4 separate regions of the Homo sapiens genome follow, and all the other regions are linked to region 1. The links are chromatin contacts, found by Hi-C or POLR2A ChIA-PET in ENCODE. All regions are on one chromosome and are shown on one strand. The core of a region is the stretch at or near the end of the contact, and the rest is flanking DNA. Distances in the headings are between cores, read along the strand shown. Region 1 holds the start of FAM193A (family with sequence similarity 193 member A). Region 2 overlaps GRK4 (G protein-coupled receptor kinase 4). Region 3 holds the start of SLC75A1 (solute carrier family 75 member 1). Region 4 holds the start of NICOL1 (NELL2 interacting cell ontogeny regulator 1).

Region 1 (2,700 bases), core at 184-2,683:
TTTTCAAAAAAAATCTATTCTCTTTCAGCAGACAATGGGATAACTGGAAATGACTGCGCCAATTGCATACCCACTTATAAATAGTGTACCCTCTGAAATGTTGTGACCAACGGTTGAATAAAAGTGGCAGGAATCCATAATTGGTAGGTGCAATGTGTGCTAGCTGTCTTCATAAACAAAACTGAAAAAAATCACCTTTCAAATTCCTTAAGTTCGAACCCTAAATACATACCTGAGTAACCAAACCACTAAATACCCCTGAAAACTTAACAAAGCGGGGGAGGAGGGGCCAGGGCTGCCAGCTCCAGGTGGCTGTCAGGTAGATTTCAAATAACCACATAGGAGGACCAAAGGAAAACTTCCGGGAGGCCCTTCTCAATCATCACGCGCACGGAATAACGAAGGTGGCCAGAGAAACATTTCAAAGCCCTGGGAGCGAAAGGGCAGCTTTGCTCACTCCCGGAATCGCAGTCGCTCTGGAACCGCCGCAGCGGGCGAGGCGCCACGACAGAAGCCCGGGCCTCGCGGGTATCACCCGCCGGGTCCAGCGGAAGGCGAAGCGCCGTGCGCGGAGCTGCACCCCGGAGACGTCCCCGCCCGTTGAGGGGCTGCTCCAGCCTGCGGACCAGCCCGTCGCCGTGAGCGGCGGCCCCGGTGTAGCCCTCCCGCCGCCTCTGCTCAGGTTCTCCTCTCAAGAGGCTGACAGAGGCCGCGTCACGCCGAGCACGGCCCACCTGCCGCCCTGCCCCGGGACCTCGGCAAGCGCAGCGCCGCAGGACCCGTTATCCGCCCGCCCGCAGCATCCCGCTCCCAGGCCCGGGGCCGACAGCGGGAGGCCGAGCTCCGCCAAGGCGCGAGGGAACGGCAACCGCGTACCGCCATCGACCCCTGCCCGCTGCCGCCGCTTACCTCGAAGTAGCCTCCGGGGGCGGCGCCGCCCGCGCTCGCGCCCGCGCCGAGAGGCCCGTTGGCCGCCGCCGCGCCGCCCACCAGGCCTGCCGCGCTGCCCGGGGCCGCCAGGCCCGCGGCCTGGGAACCGCGCAGCGCCGCCGCCGGGCCGGCCTTGCCGCTGCTCGCGCCGCCGTTACCCCCGCCCGAGCCGCCGCCGCCGCCCCGCTTGTTCTTCCGGCGCTTGGCCCCGCGCTTGGCGTCGGCTGGGCTCATGGCGGGCGGGGAGAGGGGCGCAGAGCGGGCGCGGGGGCCGCGGGCGGCGGCGGAGGGCGGGGAAGGCGGGGAGGCTGAGGCGGCCGCGGCGGCGGGCGCTCCGGCCAGCCGGGGGGCGCTGCGCGGGGTCGCGTCCGGGTCGGGGAGGGCTGGGGCGGGCGGGAGCTGCGGGGCAGGCCGCTGGGCGGGAGGAACCGCGAGTCCACAGTCCCGGCGCCGCGGCTGACCAGAGTTAGAGTCCAATATGGCGGACACAAGGGGAAAGGGATCCCAGTTTACGTCGGGGGAGGGGGAAGGAGCAGCGGGGAGGGGGAGGGGTGTGGGCCCCCACCCCCCACCCCCACCCCGCCTTACTCCGCCCCCCGGCTCTGCTTTTCCCTTTGCTTGCCCACCCCCTCCTGCCGTTAACGTGCCTCGGCGCGCAGGACACGCCGGGAACTGAAGTCCGTGCTGCCCGTGCAGCAGCTGGGGGTACCCGGGGGTGGACCACGATTCCCGTCAGGCCTTGCGAGGCCGAGGGCCCGGGCGCTGGGAGGAGCTGGGGCCAGGGAGCTGGATGCGGCGGTGATGTCACCGCCTCGCTCGTCGCCGCAGGTCCCGCCCGCGCCGCGCGGCCTTCTGGGCGTTGTGGTCGGGCGTAGGGCTAGGCCGGCAGGAGGCCGCGCCGCCGCCCGCGAGGCAAACTACACGGCTGGCGGCAGGGAGTTCCGCCTCTCTGACCGGTGTCCGCTGCCCGCCCGCCCCGCCCGCCTCGCCCGCGCCCCTGTCCGCCGCCCAGGTGCCGCAGACCGGCGCGGCTCCCGGGATGCACCAGGGGCGGCGCGGCGCGGCCCTGGCCTCGCCAGGAACGCCCGGTGACCTTGGGCTAGTCTAGTTCTGGTCCAGATGACTCAGTGAGGACCACAGAATCCCTGCCTCGTGGGCTGGGCGGGGGTTCGGGCAGCGCTGGAAAGCCGGGCGCGGTGCGGTGGGGTCCGCCTGGGTGCGGAGGCAGCGGCGGAGCCGGCGAATCTTGGACCGGGCCTGGGGCTGGGACACGCCGGTCGGTTCCCCGAGAACCCCTCGCCTAAAGGGTGCTCTTCCCGAGCCCGCCCTCTCCCTGCTATCCCGTTAAGCCCTCTCCAGTGGTCCCGGTGCCTTGCTAATCCACGGGGCCCTAGGACGATCCGGCCGTGTCCCACACCCTCGCACTCACGCACCTCGGGGACGACTAGCCGGGTCAGACCCTCGCAGACGTCCAGATCAGAAATAAGGGCTTGCGTCTGGACCCTCCTCCCTCCGCGGCCTTGCAGACATCTGCGAGCCCCAGGCAGAGCTCTGCCCTGAGACCCGGGCCACGGGGGGACCCTGCCGGCGGCTCCGCCCCCTGGAGGGCCCCGCTTACCACAGACACAGAGGCACAAAGGACATGATTTCCCCTTTTTGGTTCCACCGGTGGTGTCAGGCCGAGAGGCGGCGGGCTTGGCATTGGGATGTACGGCCTGCCAGGCTCCCCTTGCAGCGTTAACCGAGCTCTACTGTTCGTCCTGGGTCCCC
Region 2 (2,700 bases), core at 155-2,654, 500 kb before region 1:
GTCACCCAGGCTGGAGCGCAATGGTGCAGTCTCGGCTCCCTGTAACCTCCGCCTCCCAGGTTCAAGCGATTCTCCTGCCTCAGACTCCCAGGTAGCTGGGATTACAGGCACATGCCACCATGACCGGCTAATTTTTATATTTTTAGTAGAGATGGGGTTTCACCATGTTGGCTAAGCTGGTCTTGAACTCCTGACCTCAGGTGATCCACCCTCCTCAGCCTCCCAAAGTGCTGGGATTACAGGCGTGAGCCACCACGCCTAGCCTATTTTTCATACTGAAAGAAAGATGGATTAGAATGTTAGTGGCCAAGCTCTGAATCAACCCCCTGGGAACACACAGGGTGCAAAGTAGGATGGCCCACGAATCCAAGGAGAGACACTTTGCATGGAAAAAAGGCTTGTCTACATTTAATGCTATTACAGAAAGTCTTTCCAAAGGATTCCATTTTTCTTTCTTTCTTTTTGAGATGGAGTCTTGCGCTGTTGCCCAGGCTGGAGTACAGTGGCACGATCTCGGCTCACTGCACCCTCCACCTCCTGGGTTCACGCGATTCTCCTGCCTCAGCCTCCCAAGTAGCTGGGACTACAGGCATGTGCCACCACACCCGGCTAAGTTTTGTATTTTTAGTAGAATTGGGGTTTTGCCATGTTGGCCAGGCTGGTCTCAAACTCCTGACCTCAGGTGATCCACCTGCCTCGGCCTCCCAAAGTGCTGGGATTACAGGCGTGAGCCACCGCACCCAGCCAGGATTCCCTTTTCAAAAAGGAATCCACTTTCCCCGTGCAGCGGGCGAAGGAGGTGAGTCTAAGAGCCAGAGCAGGGAGAGATGCACTGTGAGTGCCATCTGACGAAGGTTCCACAGGATGCCGATTTCTGAGCCCAGTGTAAACTATTTTGTCAGCGACACGGGAACCTGTTTGTAAATGCTGGAAGGTAGTCCTGTTTTGGATCAGAACAGTCTTCATCCCAGCAACAAACCTCACTGCGAGGGTGTTCTCATTGTTCTGGCTGGCCTCCACCTAGCACCATGTGGCTCTCAGACTGTATAAAACTGCCTGTAGGAGCCATCGCAAACAGAAAAAGTACCAGGTTTTCACCTTGGCAGTCAGTATGTTTTTTTTTTTTTCACATACACACACATATATTAGTTTTTAAGTCTTTTTACCCCTCTTCTGAAGAGTCTATAGAAGAAGCCTCTGTTTGGTCTGGAAACCGGGGTATGTATGTTCTTGTCTAGATCTAATGGCAAAGCTTCCTCACTTTCACTTTTGTTGATGTCTTTGAAACACCCAGATTCGATCATCTGCATGCACAGAATAACAGGACAGAGAAGCCGCAGAGAAACTGCCAGGTCAGTGGGTGTCTCCCAGTGCCAGCAGCTCCTGCCCAGCCCCGTGCGGGGCACCTCAGAGCTCCTGCACCCACTGTGGGGCCCCTTTTCTGGGTTCCTCCTTCCCTGCTTCCTGACCTCTTCTTGGAATAAGTAATGTGGTCTCCTCTCCCCTTGTCTCTGAGTGTACTCCCAAAGCAGGGAACTACCATGGGAACCCTGGCTGCCAGCCAGCCCTGCTTAGGGAGTGGGGCTCGGGGTGGCAGGCAAGCTCCCATCAGACCCAAAATAGCTACCTCCTGTCCACTTCCTGTCATTGGGACCAGGGACAGCCGCTGTGCTTCTGGACAGCTGCTGATATGGTCCTTGGCTTGCCCATGGTCTAGTCCTGTGGTCAAAAGTCTTATACAATCTTTTTTTTTTTTTTTTTGGGTGAGACGAAGTCTCGTTCTGTCGCCCAAGGTGGAGTACAGTGGCGCAATCTCAGCTCACTGCAACTTCTGCCTCCCAGGTTCAAGCGATTCTCCTGCCTCAGCATCCCTACTAGCTGGGACTACAGGTGCCTGCCACCATGCCTGGCTAATTTTTGTACTTTTAGTAGAGACAGGGTTTCACTATGTTGGCCAGGCTGGTCTCGAACTCCTGACCTCATGATCTGCCTGCCTCAGCCTCCCAAAGTGCTGGGATTACAGGCGTGAGCCACTGCGCCCAGCCGTCTTATATAATTTTATCTCCCAAATACACACAGACACACACACACACACGGACACACACACACCCTTTTCCCTGGGTCACTGTTGGAACTAACGTAAAGCGGCTGTGCTGGAAGGGCAGTACCTCATTCTGCCAGGGGATGGAGACACACCCGGTAGCAAACCGAGCATAGAAGTCTTCATCTGCGGTGTCCAGGTAGATCCCTTTCACCACCGAGAACTGCTCGATATCCAGGACGTCCTTACAGTAAACGGCATGAGGCTGTGTAGCAAGAACAGGGGCAGCCTCTGAGATGACTACAGCAATTCTCAGCTCCCTCAGTTCCCAAGAATGAAACGCCCAGCAAACTGACGCATAAACACCGCCACTCTCCCTGTCTCCATTCTTTTGCCAGGCCCCTCTCACTTGAGGCATTTTCTAAATCACAGAATGTGTCCTCTGAAGAGGTGGTTCGCCAGCTTTTAGTGTCACCAATTTTGTGGTACTGTCTGTGCCAGGTCCCTTGCATGCCCTGGCTCTCTCCCTCTTTCTCACACACACACACACACACATACACACACACATACACACACACACACACACACACACACCCCTCCTGAGGCCATGCCCTTCTCCTTTCCGTAGTGCAAAATGGATTGCAAACAGAGGTCAGGGA
Region 3 (2,700 bases), core at 83-2,582, 400 kb before region 1:
ACCAAGTGCTGATCTTAGGCTTTACGATGGTGATGTTATCGCCAGGAGCAGTTTGGGGAGGGTCAGAATCCTGTAGCCTCCCGCTGCGTGACTCTTCAACCGTAGTTTCTAATCTTGTGGCTAATCTGTTGGTCCCACAAAAGCAGGCTAATCCCCAGGAAAGGTTTCCTTTGGGAAAGGGCTGTTATCATCTTTGTTTTAAACTAAGTTCCTCCCACAGTTCAACCTGCGTGCAGCAGTAAACAAGGAGGGCATGGAGGTTAGAAGCAAAATGGAGCTGGTTATCTCACTGTCGGCAAATTTTGCAATGGCAGTTTCATAGAGATGCCTGTCCTCTGGGAAAAAAGCTAATAACAGGTTGTCTTTTTGGCTGCAGGTGGAAAACTGCATCTATTAGGAAGAGGTGGGGCTTTGTTCTTACCCACAATTGGAAGTTCTCTATGGAGTAAAGGCGGTATGTGTGCCACCTGATTCCTTTCCCCATGTGTATCTGGTTAGGGTCGGCCACGTGAGATCCGCAAGCATTTTAGAAGGTGGGAGGGGAGGTGGGAGCTGGCTACAGGCCAGGCGTTGGCGTGGTTCCGTGAGTGTGCTCCAGCCAGGCCCAAAGCTTCTCCTGCCCAGAGGGACCGTTTCCTCCAGCGTGGGTCGGGTGCTTCTGCGCCCGGAAAGAGCGCCAGCTCCTCCTTCGGGTGACCCAGGGAGCGGGGCTGCAGGCAAAGGCGCAGGCGGCCAAAAAGGTGCCAACCGGGTCCTGTGGCTTTCAGTTGTCTCTGCCCACCCAATTCACACCATCTTTCCCCCTCAGCCGCCTGTCCTGGGACTTCAGGCTCAGCACCAAACGCAGCAAAAGTAGGTGCACAGAGAGCGGGGTCAGCTCACGCAGCCCGAGCAGAATGGCTGTGCTGCCGCCCCAGGCCCGCGGCCACCGCTGTGTGTGTGGCAGGAGTCAGCCCCCCAGCGTGGGGCCCCGAAGCCCGCGGTCCTTCCACGGGGAGGGCCAGGCCCGCAGGGCGCAGACGATGGGGGACAGGCTGCGCCAGCGCTCGCCTGAGGCCCCGCACACAAACCTCAGGCCCATGGGTCCGCTCCGCGGGGCAGGCGTCGTGGGCCCAAGGAGGCCAGGCCAGGAGTCTCGGCCTCGGGGTTACGCGGCGGCGGGCAGCTCTTCCGCTCCGCTCAGGGTGCTGCTAACCCACAGCCAAGCAGCGACCCGCAGGACCGGCGAGAACCCCGCCACTGACTCCGGCCGGAAGAGAACGTGCAGAGATGTACGTCACTTCCGGGGCGTGGCGTGGCCGGGCGTGGCCGTCCCGCCCCTGGCGGCGTGCCTGGTGCCCTGTTCCGCGTCTGTGCGACCGTCCGTCCCGAGCGCGCAGCCGCGGCAGGTGCGGGGCGGGACCGGGGGCGCCCGGGGTGGGGGGCGTAGGGGGCGCTCGGGTTGGGGGTGGGACAGGGGACGCGCGGGGTGGGGGAGGAGACGGGACCCGGGGTACGCGGGGGTGGGGCGGGTGAGAGGTGCGCAGGGTAGGGGAGTAGGGGGCGCGCGGGGTGTGGGGCTGGACCAGGGGCGCGCGGGGTGGGGGCGGTGGGAGGCGCGCGGCGTGGGGGTTAGAGGGCGCGCAGGGTGGGGGACGGGACCGGGGACGCGCAGGGTGGGGGGCGGGACCGGGGGCGCGCGGGGTGGGGGCGGGACCGGGACGCACGCGGGATGGCGGAGTGGGAGGCGCGCGGGGTTGGGGGTGCTCCTGCGTCCGGTGTGCACCCCATGGCCCCCGCCAGGGAGACCGAGTCCGGGCCAGGGGCCGGAATCGCGGGGCGCGGGCCGGGGCTGGGGTTGGGGTTGGGATCGGGATCGGGATCGGGATCGGGATCCGGGTTCCCCGCGGCTTCAAGTTTTCTCTCGCTGTTACGAGGGCGTGGGAGGCGCGGCCGTGGGGTGGGGTGGGGCCAGGTCCGCGATGTGCTCACCCTGGTCTCTCAGGACCGTTGCCTTTGCGGCTATTTTTTGTGCAATCCCCGAAGCCTGCGTTTCCTGCTGCCTGGGTTCGGGGCGGGGGCATCGCGCAGGCCAGAACGGCCCCTGCGTCCGTAGGCCAGAGCCCCTGCCATCAGCCCCTTTAGGGTGCTCGCCGGCTGTCGGGTGTGGGGGTATGCCAGGCCCCGGAGGACTCGGCTTCCCCGCTAACCCGACCCGCCGCACCCCACCCAGGCCAGGTCAGAGCAGCCCACCATGGGATGGGGAGGGGGTGGAGGCTGCACCCCGCGCCCACCCATCCACCAGCAGCCGCCGGAGCGCCGCGTGGTCACCGTTGTCTTTCTCGGCCTCCTGCTGGACCTCCTGGCCTTCACGCTGCTGCTGCCCCTGCTGCCCGGGCTGTTGGAGAGCCACGGCCGTGCCCACGTGAGTCCTTGCCCTGCGGCCCACAGTGCCCCCTGCCCCCCAGGCCCATCAGACCTCCCCAGCCCTTATCGTGATTCCTCATCCCCTAGGACCCCCTCTATGGCTCCTGGCAGGGCGGGGTGGACTGGTTTGCCACCGCCATCGGGATGCCAGTGGAGAAGAGGTACAACAGTGTCCTGTTCGGAGGTATGGCTGGCTCTGTGCCCTTGGCGGGCTCTCTACGGTCCTATGTTTGGTGGACGTGGTCCAGCCCAGGCCCCTCCCCAATTCTCGGTCCTTGCCTTCCCACTCCCTGG
Region 4 (2,700 bases), core at 4-2,503, 490 kb after region 1:
TGCCCAGCCTGACCCCCCATTCCTGACACTTTCGCCACATCCTCCGGCCTCAGTTTCTCCTCTGCCCTGGGGCCTTGCCGCCCACCTAGGGGATCCTGGATTGGGCTGACAGTCCTTCCCCAGGGTCCAGATCTGTCACAGCCCTCAGGAGTGGCGGTCATAGGACAAAGTGCCCAGTGAGAGCCTTCTGGGGGAGGGGCTAGAAATAGAGTATGCTGGAGAGAGGGGCGTCTCATAGGTGAGACAGGTGCCCAGAATGCCCCTTGGATGACTGGAGCCAGAGGAAGGGGGCAAGGTGCGGCATCTTAAATCGGGGTGAAGGATGAGGGACACTCCACTCCCGCAGGGGGCCTCTTCCTCATCCTCCCTGCCCTCCCCACCCCCTGGGAAGCCCGGGAGGACCGTCGCGCCGCGGGCGCTCACCCGCGCGTCCAGGCTGCAGGCTGTCTTCCGCAGGTCCTGCAGGGCGCGCTGCATGAACTCGAAGGCGTGGCAGTCCACGCATGGGCGGCCTGCGGGGGGCGCGGGTCAGGGTGGAGGGGGCGCAGGGGGGGTCACCCGCAAGGCCCCCACGCACTCTGGGCCCGTCCACCCAGTGCCAAAGAGCGCACGTCCCCACTCCCCAAGCCACCATCTCCCGCGAAGGGGAGGACCCGCTCCCGGGAACAAAGGCGAGGCGCGGTCCTCCCCGCAGAGCCCCGGCCCCGCACGCCCCTGTCGCCAGCCCCGCCCCGCTCCCCGGAACCCGGCCCCCGGCACCTACTCTGCGCGGGGACGGCACTCCCGGCGGGCTCGGCGCGGGCCCGGGCGCCCAGCAGCGCCAGACTCAGCAGCAGCAGCAGCAGCGGCGGCGGCGGCGGTGACATCGGGGACCGGCACGCGGGCGGGGGGGCCATGGCCAGCAGAGGGAGCGGGGCCGCCCTGAAGCCAGCGAGGGGTCAGCGGCGCCCGCCCCGCCCGCCCCGGGCCGGTGAGCCCCCGTCCCCTCCCGCGGGCCCCACGACCCTTGTCCAAGCCCCAGGCCTGGGAGCCCTGGACCCACCCACCCCGGGCCCGGGAGCCCCCTCCCCACCTCCGGTTCCCCGACTCCAGTCCGCCGGTCTCCGGGCCCAGCGAGCCTCTAGTCCGCGCCCCGTATCTAGAAAACGCCCATTCGGACGCCCGCACCACCGCCCTTACCGCGGTTCAGGGACCCCGGGACCAGCAGCGCGGGGACACCGGCAGACGTTCCGCGTCCGGCGCGCAACGCGCATGCGCTCCGACCCGACCCCGCCCGGGTTCCCCATCCGACGTCGTCGTCATGGAAACCCGAGACTGCGCTGGCCGCGGGTTTAGAGGAACCTAGGACGCTCCAGGAATCGGGTGTGCCTGGCCCTGGCCGGGGGCTGCCCCCGGGAGCAGCGTCCAGGCCCATGGCGGATGCAGTCTAGAGGACTGCCTGGAGGAGGCGGCGCCGGGGCGAGACCTCCAGAGCGCAAGGCCGGCGGGAGAAAAGCTGAGGAAGTGGGAAATCTGTGGCTGGAGCTCAGCAGGTCAGGAGCGATCCTGAGGGAGCTGCTCGATGCTCGCGAGGCGCGGGGAGCTGCGCATGCAAACGCTTGGCCTCCGACCGCGGGCGAGTGGGGTCCAGTGTGGGGTCGCACCGCCCGGAGAGAGCTGGTCTGGGGGATCGGCTCGGGGGATCCGCCCTCGCCCGGCTTTTCCCTGGCCCAGCCTCTCCCCGATCCTCGGGCGTCAGGGTGGGCACCAGCCTGCTCGGTCCCTCCCGGCTACCCACCCCCAACCCAGGGTCCTCCTCTCCGCCTCTCGGTGTCCTCGGAGACCGGAGAACCGCTTGCGCGGAGCCCCGACCACAGGTCCTCGGCCTCTCTGTGCCGATTTCAGTCCCGTGAACTCAGGGCTGTTGGCCTTAAAGAGCGCCGTGCAGCCAGTGGCCCCCGGGGGCGCCCGGCAAGTGCGAATCTGGGCCCCGGACGCCCTGGGAGGGATGGTCCCAGCCGTCGGAGCCAGGCCCCCACGCCGACACCGACACAGGCGGTGGCCTCCTCAGAAGGCGCCCCAGGCGCACGTGGGTGCTGGCGCCCCCGCTCCCCCCCCACCCCACCCAGCAGCCCGCGCTGTGGCCGGGAGCTCAGGGACTAACCACACCTCCCGCCAGACCCTCTTCTTGGTGGGCGGAGCCGCACCCCTACCTGGAGGCCGCCCCGCTCGCCGTGCAGGACCCGGAGCCTCGGGCGCCCCCCTCCCCAGCCTAGCCGACCTCTACCCCCAACCCCCGGGGTTCTGGCCGGTGGTCTTCCCGGCACAAGCTGGGACTGCGGACGCACCTGCTTCTCGCGTGGTCAGAGCCGCCCCTGCCCCGGCCGGACGCGGGTGTCCTGACCCTAAGAGTGGGTGGGAGGGTGGGTTGGGGAAGCGTGCCCGTGACTGCCGCTGCCTCCTCCGGGTTGGGCCGACGCCGGGCTTCGGGGACCCGGTCGCACCTCGGGGGTGTGCTGCATCCTCAGCGCGCTGAAACGCACGCGGGGCCCGAGGGGCCGGGTGGGGGCTGCGGGCCGCTGTCCCAGGCGCCTGGGGAGGCAGCGGCCCTCCCGAGTGTCGGGCTAGTGCGCACTTCCGCGCTCTTCTCCACTCGGAGCCAAGAGCCCGGGAGCAGGCCGTCGCGGTCCCCCAGTGGGGCGGGAGCCGTAGAGGGGTAGC

What was found. Hi-C counts contacts between places; a loop is a spot of excess contacts on that map. ChIA-PET counts read pairs that join two places held with the same protein, here RNA polymerase II (POLR2A). Pooled maps may share reads with other maps.
Region 2: a loop to region 1 is called in a pooled map, with 12 times the contacts of the local background. The contact joins the enhancer-like site here to the promoter of FAM193A in region 1. A Hi-C loop is called at or near these places in 5 of 37 single-sample maps with no recorded cell type and 10 of 50 pooled maps.
Region 3: a map of PC-9 shows a loop between it and region 1 (16-fold over the local background). The contact joins the promoter of SLC75A1 here to the promoter of FAM193A in region 1. A Hi-C loop is called at or near these places in 4 of 168 maps with a recorded cell type or tissue (CD4-positive, alpha-beta T cell, CD4-positive, alpha-beta memory T cell, PC-9 and 1 more), 11 of 37 single-sample maps with no recorded cell type and 19 of 50 pooled maps. POLR2A ChIA-PET finds 5 or more read pairs at or near these places in 1 of 52 experiments (MCF 10A).
Region 4: a loop to region 1 is called in a map with no recorded cell type, with 17 times the contacts of the local background. The contact joins the promoter of NICOL1 here to the promoter of FAM193A in region 1. A Hi-C loop is called at or near these places in 1 of 37 single-sample maps with no recorded cell type and 7 of 50 pooled maps. POLR2A ChIA-PET finds 5 or more read pairs at or near these places in 1 of 52 experiments (activated T-cell).

The regions. Positions count from the first base shown.
Region 1 is chr4:2,535,380-2,538,079 of GRCh38, reverse strand. It overlaps FAM193A (family with sequence similarity 193 member A), which reads right to left and starts at 1,433. Exons shown (of 21, transcript NM_001366318.2): 1 at 910-1,433. The coding sequence starts at 1,164. RefSeq lists silencers at 430-479, 224-518, 520-679, 730-1,019, 1,100-1,199 and 3 more.
Region 2 is chr4:3,036,980-3,039,679 of GRCh38, reverse strand. GRK4 (G protein-coupled receptor kinase 4) reads right to left here. Exons shown (of 16, transcript NM_182982.3): 14 at 2,169-2,306; 15 at 1,167-1,304. Among named protein-coding and RNA genes, the nearest start is that of HTT, 36 kb to the left of the region's middle. RefSeq lists enhancers at 1,233-1,282, 1,293-1,382, 1,963-2,012. Within about 2 kb of position 1,404, at least 4 of the 41 ENCODE cell types and tissues checked have a DNase peak (open chromatin) inside an H3K27ac peak, as active enhancers do.
Region 3 is chr4:2,933,457-2,936,156 of GRCh38, reverse strand. It overlaps SLC75A1 (solute carrier family 75 member 1), which reads left to right and starts at 1,332. Exons shown (of 13, transcript NM_001146069.2): 1 at 1,332-1,388; 2 at 2,213-2,404; 3 at 2,494-2,590. The coding sequence starts at 2,234. NOP14-AS1 (NOP14 antisense RNA 1) reads right to left here and starts at 611. Exons shown (of 4, transcript NR_015453.2): 1 at 1-611. RefSeq lists enhancers at 1-494, 1,752-2,619 and silencers at 883-992, 1,153-1,462, 1,692-1,911.
Region 4 is chr4:2,040,548-2,043,247 of GRCh38, reverse strand. NICOL1 (NELL2 interacting cell ontogeny regulator 1) reads right to left here and starts at 1,253. Exons shown (of 4, transcript NM_001168243.4): 1 at 1,180-1,253; 2 at 764-921; 3 at 424-512. The coding sequence starts at 896. LOC124900839 reads left to right here and starts at 1,334. Exons shown (of 4, transcript XM_047416543.1): 1 at 1,334-1,532. RefSeq lists silencers at 665-874, 1,015-1,074, 1,115-1,214 and an enhancer at 1,613-2,114.